3 separate regions of the Mus musculus genome follow, and all the other regions are linked to region 1. Evidence: chromatin loops called from intact Hi-C (ENCODE). Cell type or tissue: left cerebral cortex. All regions are shown on one strand. Each heading gives the region's core, and the rest is flanking DNA. Links, peaks and the distances in the headings are about the cores only.

Evidence for each region. Hi-C counts contacts between places; a loop is a spot of excess contacts. Peaks named below come from ENCODE experiments on the same cell type or tissue, not always from the same donor. Only the 100,000 strongest peaks of a DNase experiment are listed, where the experiment ranks them.
Region 2: it touches region 1 in a loop (2.5-fold over the local background); 19 of 42 quality-filtered maps call a loop at or near these places.
Region 3: it touches region 1 in a loop (5-fold over the local background); 6 of 42 quality-filtered maps call a loop at or near these places.

The regions. Positions count from the first base shown.
Region 1 is chr14:34,078,176-34,083,492 of GRCm38, forward strand. All of the region lies in intron 1 of A630023A22Rik (RIKEN cDNA A630023A22 gene), which reads right to left. Among named protein-coding and RNA genes, the nearest start is that of Anxa8, 5.1 kb to the right of the region's middle. In left cerebral cortex, for the core only: a CTCF peak has its summit at 2,341 (motif pointing right); a DNase peak (open chromatin) is centred at 2,365.
Region 2 is chr14:34,568,111-34,573,427 of GRCm38, forward strand. Ldb3 (LIM domain binding 3) reads right to left here. Exons shown (of 15, transcript NM_001039074.2): 4 at 4,880-4,902; 5 at 3,608-3,811; 6 at 1,603-1,617. Among named protein-coding and RNA genes, the nearest start is that of Ldb3, 18 kb to the right of the region's middle. In left cerebral cortex, for the core only: a CTCF peak has its summit at 2,387 (motif pointing left); DNase peaks (open chromatin) are centred at 1,435, 2,377, 3,632 and 4,789; H3K4me3 peaks cover 1,047 bases; H3K27ac peaks cover 585 bases.
Region 3 is chr14:34,766,506-34,771,822 of GRCm38, forward strand. It overlaps A930038B10Rik (a long non-coding RNA gene), which reads left to right. Exons shown (of 5, transcript XR_001781218.2): 4 at 1,991-2,205; 5 at 2,783-3,596. Among named protein-coding and RNA genes, the nearest start is that of Gm52101, 4.1 kb to the left of the region's middle. In left cerebral cortex, for the core only: a CTCF peak has its summit at 2,640 (motif pointing left); DNase peaks (open chromatin) are centred at 2,060, 2,645 and 3,342; H3K4me3 peaks cover 1,739 bases; H3K27ac peaks cover 230 bases.

The DNA.
Region 1 (5,317 bases), core at 90-5,089:
CTGGCTCATAGAGTTAGAAAGAGGGAGACATTCTAATGTCTGTCCTGGGGAGAAGAGAGGGAACAACAGACCTAGCCAGTTTCCTGTGTCCTATCCCCTAGAATACCTGTGTGCAAATCCCTATCCTCAAGAGTGGCGTGAGGCCACAGGGAGTCACTGGGTTGTGAAAGCAGAACCTTATTAGTGGGATTTGTGGCTTAAGTCTCCATCTGCCCTATGAGAACACAACCAGAGGCACTGCAGAGCTACAGGACTGTGGCAGACATTCGTCCAGCTTGACCTTGGACTTCCCCCTCCAGAGCTGTGAACAGTACACGCCTATTGCTTGTAAGCCACACAGTCTATGGTAGTTTGTTACAGCTGCCAAGTTGATCAGACCCAATGAAAGCAATGGACCTGGAGTGACCTCCCTCCATCTTTCAGCACTGGAGCTCCTAAAAGGTGGCAGTGTCTCTGAATAGTGGATGGTAAAGGGAGAGAAAAGCAGGCAGAAGTCGGGTATTATAAAGAAGTCACCTACATTTTAACCAATATCATGGGGTCACTAAATCTGACCAGGCCCAGACACCCAGTCCTACTATACTACCTGAACTGAAATATCCATGCAGGCTGGACACTGGGTGACATACGGCAGCCATGGAACAGCTGGCTGGTGCCTTCTTACCCATAAGACTTACCCTCTGGAGGAGGAGGGTCCCCAGAAGAAAAATATCCCAATAATAAAGAACTCTATTTCTTTCCTGAATCTCTTAGGTAGAACTGCAAGCTTGCTAACACTCCCCAGGCCACATCAGAATGCACCCCCAGCCTGCAGGGGCATACCCGCTTTGTCAGCTGGGGAATGCCCACAGGAATGGAGGTTAGTCTTGGGGCCACAGACTAAGCAGGTGTCCCCAAAGCACTCTTCACCATGGTGAGGAACCAGACCCAACAGACTCCCCGTGAGTGGCTGTCACACCACATACTTCTTTCCTGTTCTCTCCCACCCACCTTTCACGACATCCCTGGGAAGCTGTGAGCTGTGCTGGCGGAAGAGAGCCCATCACCATGTCCCCACCCAAGCATGGCCTCCCCAGCAGAGTCCCACACCCGCCTCCAGCCTACAGAAGGGGTCTTGTGTGCGTGCTAGAGCCGGGCCCACGCAGCAGGAAGACGTTCCATTCCTTATGTTCAAGAACCAGGGTCTTGTGTGTGAGCTCACCTCACAGAGCCTGTAGTAGCATGCACAACGCCTGCACAAGTTCAGCCAGATGGGGGAAGTGGACACCGGCTCCCACCTCTAACAAACAATCTGTGATTGATACCCACTGTCAACAGAAAACGGAAAAATCACTTTTCTCCAATGGAGTCTCACTAGGTGTATTAACACGTTTTGGTGCAAGCCACACACAGGGTGGTACTTGGCAAACACAGGACAAACTCAATGATATTTTTATAGACATGGCGTCTCATTTTGCTTTGTTTGGGTTTTTTTTTTTTATCTTATTGACCTTTGGCTTGTTTATTTTTATTTCTGGGGTGTGTGTGTGTGTGTGTGTGTGTGTGTGTGTGTGTGTGTGTGTGTTGGCGTTTTGTTTTGTTTGCTTACTTGTCTGTTTAAAGGGAAAGAGAAAAGCATATGATGTTGGGTAGGTGGGGAAGAGGGTCTGGTAAGAACTGGGGAGGGGGAAACATGGTAAAATACATCATATGACTTTTTTTCAATTAAAAAAATAAAGATGGGTCTGAGTTATCAACAGCATTATTGCTGCACTGGTTTTCCTGAGCCGCCTTGACTGAGCACCTCAGACCGACACCAAGCATCTCAGACCGGCTGCAAGGTTGTCAAGGAGACATATCGTTTCCTTGGACAAAGGAGAGAGTAGTGACCCACTACTACCGGGCTCAGGATCCCGGTGGTAGTTTGGGCATGACAGGCACCAAGGGTAGAAGACCAAGCAAGGTTCGGCTCAGGAGCCTGGATTTAACTCAGGGGTCCCAAATCCAGAGATGTAATTCCTTGTGACTAAAATTCCTGCTGCTTCCCTGTTTTCCCATTGTCTGGGGATGAGTTGAGCCTCTCAGGAACAGAACCCAGAGAGCTATGGATCTAGTGGGACTTGCCAGGTAAGAAGGAGGCCAGGGCTTAGTTTATGAGGTGGTCACAGGCCACATCTGTAGAACATCTGTAGAAGTTATGACCACGGGATAGAGGGGACTGAGAGTATCTCCTGTGTGCACCACACCCCTGCTTAGGGTCATTCTGCCTTGGTGACCTCCCACATTCTGCCTTCTGCGCCTAGGCTGTCATCCTGAGGTCTGGGGAATGAGGGTGAAGGAGCTGATGTTAGTGCTACACTATTCCACAAGGTGGCGCCCAGCGCTTACATTTGTTCACTAAACCGCTCTCCAAGTTCCGCTGGGTAGGCCAGATACAGCGCAGGCCTTTCCCTTTCTGCAGATGTTTCTTGAAAGCGCCAAGAGTCTGACAATGCCTAGAAGCAGCACCCTGCATCACTCTAAGTCCCCAAACCACACAGCCCCCAAACCAAAGAGTAACTTCCTGTCCTGAACATCAGAGAGGTGCTGGGACCCACCAGCCCTGAGCCAGCTCCACTGTAAAGGGCTGACCAATAGGAGTTCTGGATTCTCCTAAATAAGTGCCCATCATGAAGCTTGGCCCTCCCTTTCCCCCAGTATCTTCTTACTCATTCCCGGAGACATCACCGGGTGGTATTCAGGGTAGCACAACACCTATAGTACTCCAGCAGGCGTGGTGGTTTTGAACCATTCTTTGTGTTATCTTCCTCAGCCAGAGCTTGAACCTGGCCATCTGCTAAATATACAGCTCAGATATCCTTTTATCCGCTCCATGAAATCTTCCAATTTGTACAATATAGTCCCATCCCATAATTTAAGTTTATTTTAACCTTCAATTTACCACACCTTCATTTGCTCTCCAGTAGCACCCCTGAGCCAGGCCCATGGTCTACTCTTACTCCAACAAGCTAAATGTCTCTGTTTTACACACACACACAAAGATACCTACCCCATCTTATTTCAAAACAGTCTCATTCTATAGCCTAGGTTGACCTGGACTCAGTATATAACCCAAGCTACCCCAATCCCATGATAACCCTAGTATCTTAGCTTCCCGAGAGTTGAGCTTATCGGTCTGAGCCACCACACCTATCTTTGGCTTCTTTGCTTGTGTCCATGATCAGGTTAGAGCTGCAGATCCAGGTGGATGGATGCGATTGTTCGTCTTTTCTGTGCCTGCCCTGGGCTACTGAAGGCTACCAGTCGAAAGCAAACACCACAGATGCCTGTCTACCAACTGCTCACATGGGCTGATGTTTGCCAACTTAACCAAAGCCCCCAGGCTAAGCACAACTCACCAATACAGAATTCAGCTAAAAGCAAGAGATCCATTTCCCAAGTATCAGAAAATTTGTAAGGGATATTATAATCAAAGAAACTTGAAGCCAAATTATTGGATGATTGCTTAGAGAACTAGGGCCAGGCCAGGAGTGGTGGTGCACACCTTCGATTCCAGCGCTCAGAGGCGGGGGCAGCGGGATCTCTGTGAGCTCATGGCCAGCCTAGTCTACAGACTGAGTTCCGGGCCAGTCCGGTTGTAGAGAGACCCCGTCTTACAAACTAAAAATACAAAAGAACAGGGATTTTGCATAAAAGGATGAAAAGCCAGACTTTAACATTGGAATCTTCATCCCTACAAGCCAGAGCTAGGGAAGGCTGACCCTAATCCCAACTTCCTAAAACAACACCAAAAACCTCATCTGTACCCAGAACACACCTCAGACGACCTTCTCTCATATAAACTATGGGAATCCACTGCTCTGAGACTGAAGTGAGATTTATAAAAACAAATTGCAGCCCATTGCAGCTGATAGAGTGCGACAGGTTTCAGCAAAGCCACCTCTAGAGTCCCCTTACCCACCCATAGTGCTAGGGCCTATGGGAAATTTTTCTTGCAGAAGAGGATCCAGGAGAGAGAAAATCTTCAGTATCTAAACAAGGAGAGTCAAGAAACAAGATACAGCCGGGCGTGGTGGCGCACGCCTTTAATCCCAGCACTTGGGAGGCAGAGGCAGGCAGATTTCTGAGTTCGAGGCCAGCCTGGTCTACAAAGTGAGTTCCAGGACAGCCAGGGCTATACAGAGAAACCCAGTCTCATAAAACCAAAAAAAAGAAACAAGATACAAGAAAGATTAAAATCTAGTGCCAGTCTAATGTGAGTATGGTGTTCATATTTTTTCCTTCTTACAGCTATGTATGCTGATTACAGAATTATGCTTGCTCCAATAAACAATATTTAAGATGTGTTTTAAAATAATGAGATGAGAAGCCAAGAATGGAGGGAAAAATAGAACAATCCGGAAAAGGCAGCGTTTGAAAAAGGGTGAAAGTAACGTTTTTGAAAGCAAATGGACTTGGAAATTTAACGTGGCTGGATGGAGCTGAGAAGAGCGTTGGACTCTCCAGGGTGTGGCCCCGAAAATTGACTTTGGCTGTAGGAGACAGTGGCATCTGAGGACCAGATGAGAGGCAGCAGTGTGTGGCAGCTCTCCACCCTCAGTGGTCAAAGGTGACAGGAAGATGCCGGAGCAGAACACACAAACCCACAAGCTGGGTGTACTGCCTTTCTGGGTAGAGCAAACAGGGGAAAAATCCACGGCACAGCCTGCTATGATGGGGAGACCCAGAGGGTTTAGACCCCAGAAGGCCTGCGGTGGGTGGATACTAAAAGGCAAACTGGGCAGAGGCAGAGAATCACTCCACTCAAGCTGCAGATGCCGTTGCTGGGCCTCTGTATGGGTCTATGTTCTGGGACTACATAGGGGTTCCCTCAAATCTACTATGCTGGGTCACTTACACTAGGGCTGGGTGGGTTCATTGACATCACTTGACTATTCAAACCTCTGACAGTTACCCCTCTTTAGCCAACTCTTCCTTCATCTCATTAAAACTACAGTCGTACTGAGTTTGGCAGCCCATTCAAACACCCTGAGCCCTCACCAGGCCCTCATGGGAGAACACATTGTACCATGCTTCCCACATGTCGGGTTGGACCTGTGAGGAGAGCTGGGTGGAACCCTTGTTTGTACCATGTTCTATATGGCCAGCATCCCAGATAGCCCTTGATAGTCTGTGAGCCTCACCCAGTCCCAAACTCCACCTGCCTGTTTCCTACAAACTCCACAGTCATTTTCAACTGCAACAGGCCACTCCCTTTCAAACTACAAGTTTGTGCGTGCCTCTCCCTCCTCAGCTTAACGTCTGTGCGGATTACAATGAGCCGAGGGGCACTCGCTCC
Region 2 (5,317 bases), core at 158-5,157, 490 kb after region 1:
TTGGGCCCTGGGCATGATCTGCAGGGGTTATAGTTGGAGAATGAAGTTACAGGCATGGTCTGTGCCCCAAAGCAGCATAGTCTTATGTGGGGAATCTGCTAATATCCCCTTAAGCTCCCAGGGTCTGACTTGCATAGTAGGTGCTCAAAAGACTTAGCTGAATAATTTTTTTTTTCAACTCCAGATCAAAGCCAGCAGGGATCCCAGAGCTCCTCAGGTGCTGGAATTTCTACCTGACTCAAGTTTCATAGGTCAGACTGTGAATCTGTGTTGCCCAGAAAACCCCTCTCAGATGTCAGGGAGCGCTCAGAACAAGCCTATGGCAATAAACCTGCCTGCCAGCCTTTCCTCTTAGAAATGTTGAAACTGAGGTCCAGAGAGCCCAACTGAGTAGCTCCAGGCTACAATAAACAGGAACACCATTGAATGACAACTTAGGTGACCCAGTTCCCAGCCCAGTGTTCCTTTTCCTTTTGTTATTATTAGTTTTGCTTCATTATTGTTGTTGTTATTCAGAGTCTTGATATGTAGCCTTCTTTGCCCCAGTCCCCCGAGTACTGAGACTGTATACTTCCATACCTGGTTTGCCCAGTGTCCTTTCTGTCAAGTGTTCTATAGTCAGGAAGCTCAAAGCCACACCTGCCTACCAGGGACTACCTAGCTCAGATGCTCTGACCACATGAAGACCCAGCCCAGCTGAGGCATGCCCTATCTTGTACCGTCCTGCCTGGCTCCGTCTGCCCTGTCCTCTGTGGGGACTGTCTAGCCAGGACAGGATCATCCTAGTACACAAGTCAGGGAGCTGGAAAGAAATGGTCTAGTCTCCCAGGTTTGGTTCCTTAGGCCTGGCTCAGGTTGAGCTATGAGGGCAGCGAAGGAGAAGGGGTGGAGGTCCTGCCCCTGCCCCTGCCCCTGCCCCTGCTCCTGCCCCCACTTTCCTGAAGTCTTTAGCCTTGAGAGCTAGGTATTTTAAGATTGTGAGTGAGATCGATTATGGGTCCTGCAGATACCTCTGGGGTCCATCCAGGGAGAAGCTCATAGCTGAGAGAGAAACAAAGGAAAGACTGGGTTCTTGTTCTTCCTGCAGAAAGCTGGAAGACCTTAGGAAAGACTGTAAGGATTCCTAAGGTCTTTGGGCACAACCAGATCTGTTTTGGTTTGGTTTGGTTTGGTTTGGTTTTTGAGGGTTCTAGAGACTGACTTCCTAGAGGCTCCTCTTACTCTCTAGCACTAAATGAATAGCCCAGTGTGCCTTGTAACCCCTTGTGTGCCACGTTCCAGCGAAGCTAGGAAAGACTGGGAAAACCTCACCAAAGCATGGCAAGGAAAAGGCAGGAATGAAGCCTCAGCCTGGGGTGGGCGCACCGTGAGTGCCATGACCCATAGCCACATTGGCATGGGTGGACTCCAGAAAACAAGCATCTGTCTGCGTGGGCTGGAGAGGATGTCATGTGGCTGAGAGGTGGGTGTGAGGAAAAAAGGTGGACAGAGCGCACAAACTGACCACTTGTCCTCAGACACATCCCACCAAACCCGCACACCATCCTGCAATGAGACAGATGACAAGACGGACGGACGGACGGATGCTGCAGGTCTACTTACGCCAGCGGAGACGCCCTGCCAAGCGGAAGGAAACCCAGCCGTGAGTGCGCGTCCATCATGGGGTAGCAGAGGGGCAGCGCACACAAGAGAGCGGGGTTAGGACCAGAAATGAGTTAGGGGGGTGGGATGGGTGAAGGAGGAAGAGAGAGAGAAAAAAAAAACTGTCAGTGAGGAAGGAACCGTGGAAATAACAGCAGAAACGGAACACGTTATGGCCAGGAGGCTTCCTCACTGCGCCATAGCGGCATCAGCTCAGCGTGCTTGAGTTAAAAGGAAGGGGAAAGGTTGATCCTTTCCAGGCACGCTAGCAATGAGAGGCACGGAAGGGAAGGGGACGGGTGGGAGACAGCTAGATTAATCAACAGAGCACCATACTCTCCAAATCACAGGCGCCTTGCCCTGATAGTAGAATTCAATAATAGAAGTTTTCCCAGTGTATAGAAAATACAGTGTGATGAGCAATCCGTCCATTATTTTCCATTTGACTTTCCTTTGGAGACGACGACTATTTTTAAGGGCACACCAAAGACCATGCGACAAATGTTAGCCGGAAATCCCTGTTGGCTTTTGGGCTGAGTCAGGCAGACATGTTTTTTTGGGGTATATATGAACTAATGGTTGTTCTTAACAATTGCACGGTCATTTTTTTCTTTTTTCTTTTCTTTTTTTCTTTGAATGAGTGATTTAAGTAAGTAAGCACAGCCCAGATGTCTGCAAAGGGCTGCAGTAATGAACAGGTTCCAGGTTAGTGGCTGCAAAATAGACAACTTCCGCCCCCTGGTGGTCGATGAAAAGTAGTGCCTTTCCGAGACCCGGTCAGGCTCTCCTGAAGAACAGGTCTCTCTCAGGATATGCCTAGCCTCTGGCCTCTGCATATACACCACGACCACAAGGGCTTTTGACCTTATCCTGTAGGAACTTCCTGGAATCTTCTTATGTCCCTCCTATAGTATTTGATTTTATAGTTTCAGAAAAAAAGTTTAGTGTACCCTTAGTCTTTCTCTCCTGAATTGTTGGGAATTTCTGATCATCCGGGGATAACATGTTGCCTAGAGAGGTAAGCTCTACACTTTGATATTCCCAAGCAGAACAGCCTGCCCTCTCCCACCTCTGTGCTCTGTGTGTGTGTGTGTGTGTGTGTGTGTGTGTGTGTGCGCGCGCGCGTTTGTGTGTTTATGAACGAAAACAGATGACAGAGACAGATAAAAACAAGACACAACGATAGAAAAGAGACAGAGATAGAGAATGGAGGTGAGAGAGACACACACACACAAAGAAAGAAAGAGGCAAAGATGGAGACAGAAGTGGGGCTGAGGAGAAGATGGGAGCAGAGAGTGGCCCTGTTAATGCTGTACCCTTCTCATCTGAGTTTCTACCGAGTGTCCTCAGGCCACCCTCAACGGTCCTCCACCAAGCTAGTAGACCAATCCCAGGAACCAAGGGCATTTTAAATCCTACTGCCCCGAAGCAAGGCCTCCTGGGTAAAAGTGGAGAAGAGAAGTGCCCATCATCCCATCATGAGGTTGACTGCCAATAGCACCTTGGGTGGTTATTGGCCTCAGGCCTCTTCCAATAATAATTAAAAAAAAAAAAGGCTATCAAGTGCCTGGATCGGTGCTCCTCACTGGAAGAATAAAGCAATTCCCCCCAAGTATGGCTTTATAGCAATGAGGGGTCCACGGCGCTCCCCGTGCTCCTTAAAAGCACCACGGAAGCCTCTAACCAGCCCCTCTCACTGAAGCTTGGGAACGCAGACTTACAATCCCTTTAAGGAAATACGACATTCTGCATTTTTTGCCAGTTCTCCTACAACTGAACTCTGAGGAGAGTTCAGCTAGACTCTGAAGAGAGAGGGCAACACATTCCGGAAGTCCCTGGTAAAGGCTGGACCACCCCCTCCAGTGGCCTGAACCCAGGCGGGTGACTCAAGGTGAATGAAGAAAGCTGGTTCCGTGAGTGCCTGGCAGCCTCCGGGTTCCGGCATGTGGAGTGGGAAGGCGCTTACCCACTGAAGTCACTGCCCTGGGCCTGGGCCTGCCCCGCGATGGCGTCCATGATAGCATCCTGTGAGTACATGCTGATCGGGGTGTTGTACTGAGCGTGGATGATAGTGGCCTTGCCTCCCAAGCCCTTCACTTCAATGGGCTTGTGGGTGGACAGGGCTGAGTCCTTCAGGACGCTGGGGTTGAAGCGTTCCTGGTAGTCAGCACTGAGGAGGGTAGGCAGGAAAAGGGGGAAGGGGAAGAGGGGAGAGAGGACAGTAGGTGACAGTTACATGGGAAGTCGAGGCCAGGGTGCAAGTGGGTGTGGAGAGAGATCTCCCAAAGTTGAGGTCTTGGCCCAAGTAAGTTACCCATGTGGGTTGCCTGGGTGTGGCCAGGAAGATTCTTGGCACCCCCAAGACCCTGGCAGAAGAGCCATCTTTCATGTCCACCTGAATCATCTCTCCCAGCTCCCCTCTGAGGCTCCACTTCAGCCAAGACTCCTTCCTGGGGTCAGCAGGGCCACCAGGCATGGTGCACACTCCCATCACACACAGCACGATGGAGAAGCAGACACAAGAGGGTTTGGGGGGGTTGGGATTGGGAAGGGGTCAAAAGCCGGGCCACATGACAGAAGAGAGGCAGCAAGTACAAGCAGAGTCCAGAACGTTCCAGAGGCGAAAAGCAGTCACATTGGGCACACTCAGAGACTCGGAGACTCGGAGCAGAGGTCCTCCACGGAGGGGCTTATCCTGCCAGTCGCTCTGCTGTGGACTGGGACTCTGTTCTTCCACATCTTTCTACACACATGCTTCTTCCTTGGAAGATGGCTCAAGCTGCCCAGGCCCCTCCAGTCCAGCATGCTGTAGCCTGTTAGTCTCTACCCATCCAGGGCTCTTGCCTTCAACAGATAGGTACATGCCCAAGCAGAGATAAAAATGAAGTGCGTTCCTTCTCAGGGATCCCACTGGGACAGAGAGGTCTTCAGGCCACACAGGTCAGTGACAGCGCAGCATCCCACACACCTGAATTAAAAGCCTAAAGCCTTAAGCTGCTGCAGCAGGAAATGGGGAGCAAGATTGAGACCATGACGTAGATACCCATCCCTCGCAACGGCTCCCCTCCAAACTCCAGCAAACACCCGTGCAGGCTCATCTAGGGCACAATGCACCCCGGAGTCACACATGCACATATGTACTCATGCCAGCAGGCACACACCATCCACACCCAACAGATGGCAGGTGCATGCTGGAACAGCACACAGGGACACACACATGCTGTCCTTAGATACTAACTTGGCTGGAGAATTGGCTACCACCTGGAAGGAGAGAAAAAGCAAAGAAGATAGAGTAGTCAGAATGGGCCTCTACTTGGGAGGCTTGAATGTAGGGACCATCTTCAGACTGGTGGTGAAGGAGGTGGGACTGGCGAAACCTTAGTCTTGGAGGAGGAGAAGGAAGTGAGGAAGAAAGTGCAGGACCAGGAAGTAGGGCCTCAAGAACCAGCAGCTTGGGTGGAAGGTGCCAGGACTCCCACTATGGTGAGCCCCAGCACTCCAGCTTTGCCGGGGGTCAGGGGGGAAGAGGGTAGAGGAGGGAGGCAGCTTCTCTCCTGGCCCAAGAACTCCTATACAGCTGTATGGATCACATGTGTCTAACATGGCTGTAGACACTAGAGACAAAGCTGGGCTAGACCTGAGTACTGAGGCCGCTTCAAGAAGGGGGGCTGAGGCC
Region 3 (5,317 bases), core at 158-5,157, 690 kb after region 1:
AACTAACCAACCTCTACTCAAATCAAATTCTAGAACATTTATATCACCCTCAAAGGCTTGCCCTGCTCCTTCACGGGGATCAATGTATTAACTTGCTCTTGGCCATCACATATGTGGAATCTTTTTTTTTTTTTTCTTCAAGACAGGGTTTCTCTGTGTAGCCTTGGCTGTCCTGGAACTCACACTGTAGACCAGGCTGGCCTTGAACTCAGAAATCCACCTGCCTCTGTCTCCCTAGTGCTGGGATTAAAGGCATGCGCCACCACGCCTGGCTGTGGAATCTTAATAAATCTGTGTCTGACTTCTCCTGAACATGCTGGAGATGTATCTGATTGTATCAGGAGTCTGTTCCTTATAATTGTGCTATTACGTCACAATTTATTTACCTGGTTGGTGACATTTCGGTAGATTCCAGCTTGAGTTTACTAAGTGTTTCACCGACACCTCTCTACTTCTCTCACGAGCATATGCACTCATTTCTCCTGGGTAAACAGGAATGCAACCGTAGTTCAGAGAGTTGAGCCTAGACTCAAATATATGCTTTCTTTCTTTCTTTTTTTTTTTAAAAAGAATTATTTACTTTATGTGTATGAGTACCAGTCTTCAGACACAGCAGAAGAGGGCATTAGACCCATTACAGATGGTTGTGAGCGACCATGGGATGCTGAGAATTGAACTCAGGACCTTTGGAAGAACATTCAGTGCTCTTAACCCAAGAGCTGTCTTTCCACCCCTCAAATACATGTTTTTCTTTTTGTTTTTCTTTTTTTGAGACAGGGTTTCTCTGTATAGCCCTGACTGTCCTGGAACTCACTTTGTAGACCAGGCTGGCTTCAAACTCAGAAATCCACCTGCCTCTGCCTCCCAAGTGCTGGGATTAAAGGCGTGTGCCACCACGCCAGGCTAAATATATGTTTTCTTGAATAGATAAACTCACTCTCTCTCTCTGGCAATTTATGATGATATTTGGGTGCTCCATAGCACTGTCAGAACTTAATATTTAATATATTTATGTTATTTTATAATATGTAAATATTTATATTGTTAATATTTTCATATTTTATATTTTAGTTGTTCTTTCTGGAATGCAGAGGCATTTTGCTGATTGTTTTTAGATTTTTAAATTTTATTTTATGTGTATGAATGTTTGTTGGTTTGTGCTTCTGACACTTCCAAGTTCACCCCCACTGACACTCTTCCATCAATAATGTCACAACTAGCCAGGCGGTGGTGGCACACGCCTTTAGTCCCAGCACTTGGGAGGCAGAGGCATACATCCTAATCTTTTCTTAAAAAATAATTAATTTTTATTTCATACGCATAGGCAGTTTTGCATGCACTCCTGTCTGTGTGAGGGTATCAGATTGGGAGTTACAGATAGTTGTGAGCTGCCATGTAGGTGCTGGCAATTAAACCCTGGTCCTCTGAAAAAGCAGCCAGTGCTCTTAAACATCGAGCCATCTCTTTAGCCCTCAATGGGGGCCGTTTTCATTCAAACTCCCACAACATGTTTGCCCACGAGTGAAGATGCTCTGGCTGGAAAGGCTGTATACTCTGACAGGTGCTTACACTTCTCAGTTGTTCCCCTCCAGGATCCTTTTCCTACCTCTTTCAGTTTGCGTGCTGATATACATACATACATACATACATACATACATACATACATACATACAATTCACTTTCTCTTGCTGGTGTTGGGATGAGCCCAGGACCTTGCACGTGTTAAGTATTCTACCCTCCCCAGCCTTACAACATTTCTGATTTTTTTTTCATACGTGTGCGCAGTGAATTTTGGTCTTATTCATCCTCAGGACCCTCTCATGTCCCCTCTCGTCCCTGGTTCTCCTCCTCTTCCCAACCAGCTCCCCTTCTGCTTTCAGGACTTCCTCCTGTTTTTGTTTACTCAGTCAGTTTAATTTTGTTTACATGAACGTGGGCGGGGGCATGGGTACCTTACTAGTGGTTTCACTACATGTCTCCCTCCCTCCAGGAACCCTTAACTGCCTAGAACTCCTCAGAGAGGCCGAAGGCTTCATGAGCCCCGCCCACCGACCTGTGATGGGCAGTGACCAGACCCAATCTGGTGCAAGTTTTTATTCACCGGGGTTCTTTCCAGCTTCTGAGAGTGCACCAGCGCATTGACCCTGTCGTATTGACGAGACTGTGTCCCATGATAGTGATGGGTACCTTCGACTGCCATCTCTGGTACACTTCCTTAGTGTCTTTTGCCTTATGATCACAGAAAGGAAGTTTGATCAACTTTTGGTTTGATTTTGTGACAGGGTACCGAACTTAGCCTCCTGAGTGTTAGGGTTGTGTACCCCAACACTTCTGCTCTTACAAAATGTTTCTTGTTTCATGCTACTCCTACCATATGATTTATGTCTGCTTATTTTGGAATACTTTTTCATTCAAAATATTATTTTCATTGTGAAGATATGATCACGATATTCAAGGTAAGAAAGAGTAAACAAGGAAAAAAGCCTTTATTTCTCTCCTGCGATTGAGGCTTCAGGGTTATGTCACCTTGCCTGTCCCACACACGTATTCAAGAGCTCGTGTCAAAAGCTAGTTCCAGCTCGGACCTTAAGTTGGAGGCAGGAGGCGCGGCCTCCAGCAGCGCGCCCACAGCGCCCTCTTGAGGCTCTGGAAGGTATCATAGAACAGAAGGATGCAGGAGGGGACCGAGGTTCTAAGGAAGGGATATTGGGGAAGGGGCGTTGGAGCAGGCGAGCTGCAGATCTCTTGAGGCTCCGAGGTCACCCGAATGCTGTGTCCACAGGACTCCGGGTCCTGGGCGTCGTCAACAGCGGCTGGGTTGACGGGACCCACGCGGATCCAGCTCACATGGCGCAAGACTCTCAACGCCTCCTCCCTCCCCTCTGCGTTCGCGCGACGAGTTCCGCATCTTTATCACCGCTCCCCCTGGGCTATGTGTGGCGGCCTAGACCTCCGGGTGTCCCCAGATGGAGCAGGTGCTTGGATGCCGCGCCGGGTTGGGGCAGGATGTTCGGATGAGCCCTATGACTTTGGCGGCCTCAGTTTCCCCAGGATGACTGCCCTCGTGCGTGGTCAGCCAAGAGGAGCGGGTCAGAGTATCCACCACGCACCGTGAGCGCCCAGAGGAGTGCATCCGCCCAAGTCCCACCTCCTAAGACTCCAGACTGTCCCTACCTCTCAGCACGTCTCCGCTCTGATCTTGATTTTCCTGGAGGTCGACCCAGGTTAAACCCCACAAGCCTTGTAGCCCCGAGCCTGTCGGGTGCGGGCTTGGCCGAGGCTTTCTCGACTGTAGCGGGCACTGTGCTGGGAGGACATGCGCAGTCGGCCAGCCAGAAGCCGGAGGCAGCCTTCTCCTGGGTGACTGGCCCCTGGGTCATCTCGCTTCAGCCTGCTTTGGTTCTAGGAGTTGGAAATGCTTAGCTTGAAGTCAATGTCCCCAGTGTAAGTGTCTGCGAGACGGCTCGCCGGGTGTAGGCGCTTGCCACCAAGCCTGACCACCTGAGTTTTCTGTGGAAGGAGAGAAGCAACACGGAAGTTATGCTCTGATCTTCACATGCGCTGTGGTGCGCACGCGCACACATCCCCCTCGTCCTGTATTTTTTTTTTTTAATTTTAAAATAAATTTAAATCTCCAATATACCGAAAACCACATGTATAAAACGTACCGAATAACAAACCACCCCACACCTCACACCTTTCTGCTTCTTAAAGGTTCCATCCTTGTCCAGGGTGTGGCTGCCTAGCCACCACTCACCCTGACTATGGTAGAGATGTTCGTTGAGGTTAGTGTTTATATTGACTTATTTGTTGGTGTTTGTTGGAGGTAGGATGGCTAACGATGTGATTGCCTTCCTGTCTGCCAGTAAACTTCAGACAGCAATACTTTTCCCCCAGAGCAAAGGCAGGGCACATGCCTGTTTCTGGGCACGTATCCATCTTCAAGAAAGTCAGTTGCTACCCTGTTGTCCTTCAAAGACATCGAGTCCTGGGATGGAGAGATGGTGTCTTGGTTAGGGTTTTACTGCTGTGAACAGACACTATGACCAAATAAAAACAACATTTAACTGGGGCTGGCTTACAGGTTCAGAGGTTCAGTCCATTATCAACAAGGCGGGAGCATGGCAGAATCCGGGCGGGCATTATACAGGACACACCTACTTCAACAAGGCCACACCTCCTAATAGTGCCATTTCCTGATCCAAGCCTATACAAACCATCACAGATGGCTTGTGGTTAAGAGCGCCCGCTGCTCTTGTAGAGGACCTGGATTTAGTCTCCAGCACTGACATGGTGGCTCATAACCATGCATAACTCCAGTTCCAAGGGATTCCTTTTCTGACTTCTGCAGGGATTAAAGGCATGTGCCACCACTGCCCGGCTGATTAGAAAGCTTAAAAAGAAAGAAAAAAAAAGAATCAGAGAACTTTCACTGTTTAGGCTCTGGAGGGAGGGGAGACTTTGGGATCAAAATTTAAGTTATAAAACAGCTGAGATGAGTATACATTTTGCTAAGACGGGCTTCCTGAAGCAGCTCACAGATGCAAAACTCATGTACTGCTGTCACTAGAGTGGACAGAGTCCCACTGACAATGCTCCATGCAAGGGACAGTGCAGACTCTCACAAAGCTGTGGCATCTTCCTGGCTTATATGGAGGGATAAGATTACTCCTCTCTAGCCTCAAAATCTCCTAAAACCAACAACACACAGAGTCTGCTTTTGACTAAATGAGGAAGGCGGTAAAGCTGTGATCTGCATTAAATAAATAAATAAATAAATAAATAAATAAATCTTTTAAAAAATAACTACTTCCACCTGGAAGCGTAGGTAGACTCCTTACTAGAGGTTGTTCTTCAGAATAGAAGCAGTTTGGACCTCTTCTTCATGAAACAATGACATTAGGAGAAACTTCATTGTTTCTATGACAACCAGTCACGGATCATTAAAAAATAATTAGCCAAAAATAAGCTTAAAAGGGGAGGGGTGGTGGTGTAAATGTCTGATAACTGGTGCCAATCTTGTTCTGGTCCCCTTGGCTACTCTACTCTACTTATAGACATTACTGGGCTATTTATTAATTTTTTTGTTCCTGGTCTCACTACAGGGTGCTGCTTGCTCAATTGCCTACTTAACTATGTAAAACAAAAATAAATTTTGTTAAATTATTAGTGCTGAGGAGATGATAAACCCCCTGCCCCAAGATGAGCTTATGACTCATGCTTATTAAGCCAGTGGGGAATGTAACAGGCCTGAGACTGTAGCACAACTGACGCTGGGTTAGAGGCATCATTCTGACTTTAGGTCACAAAACATAGG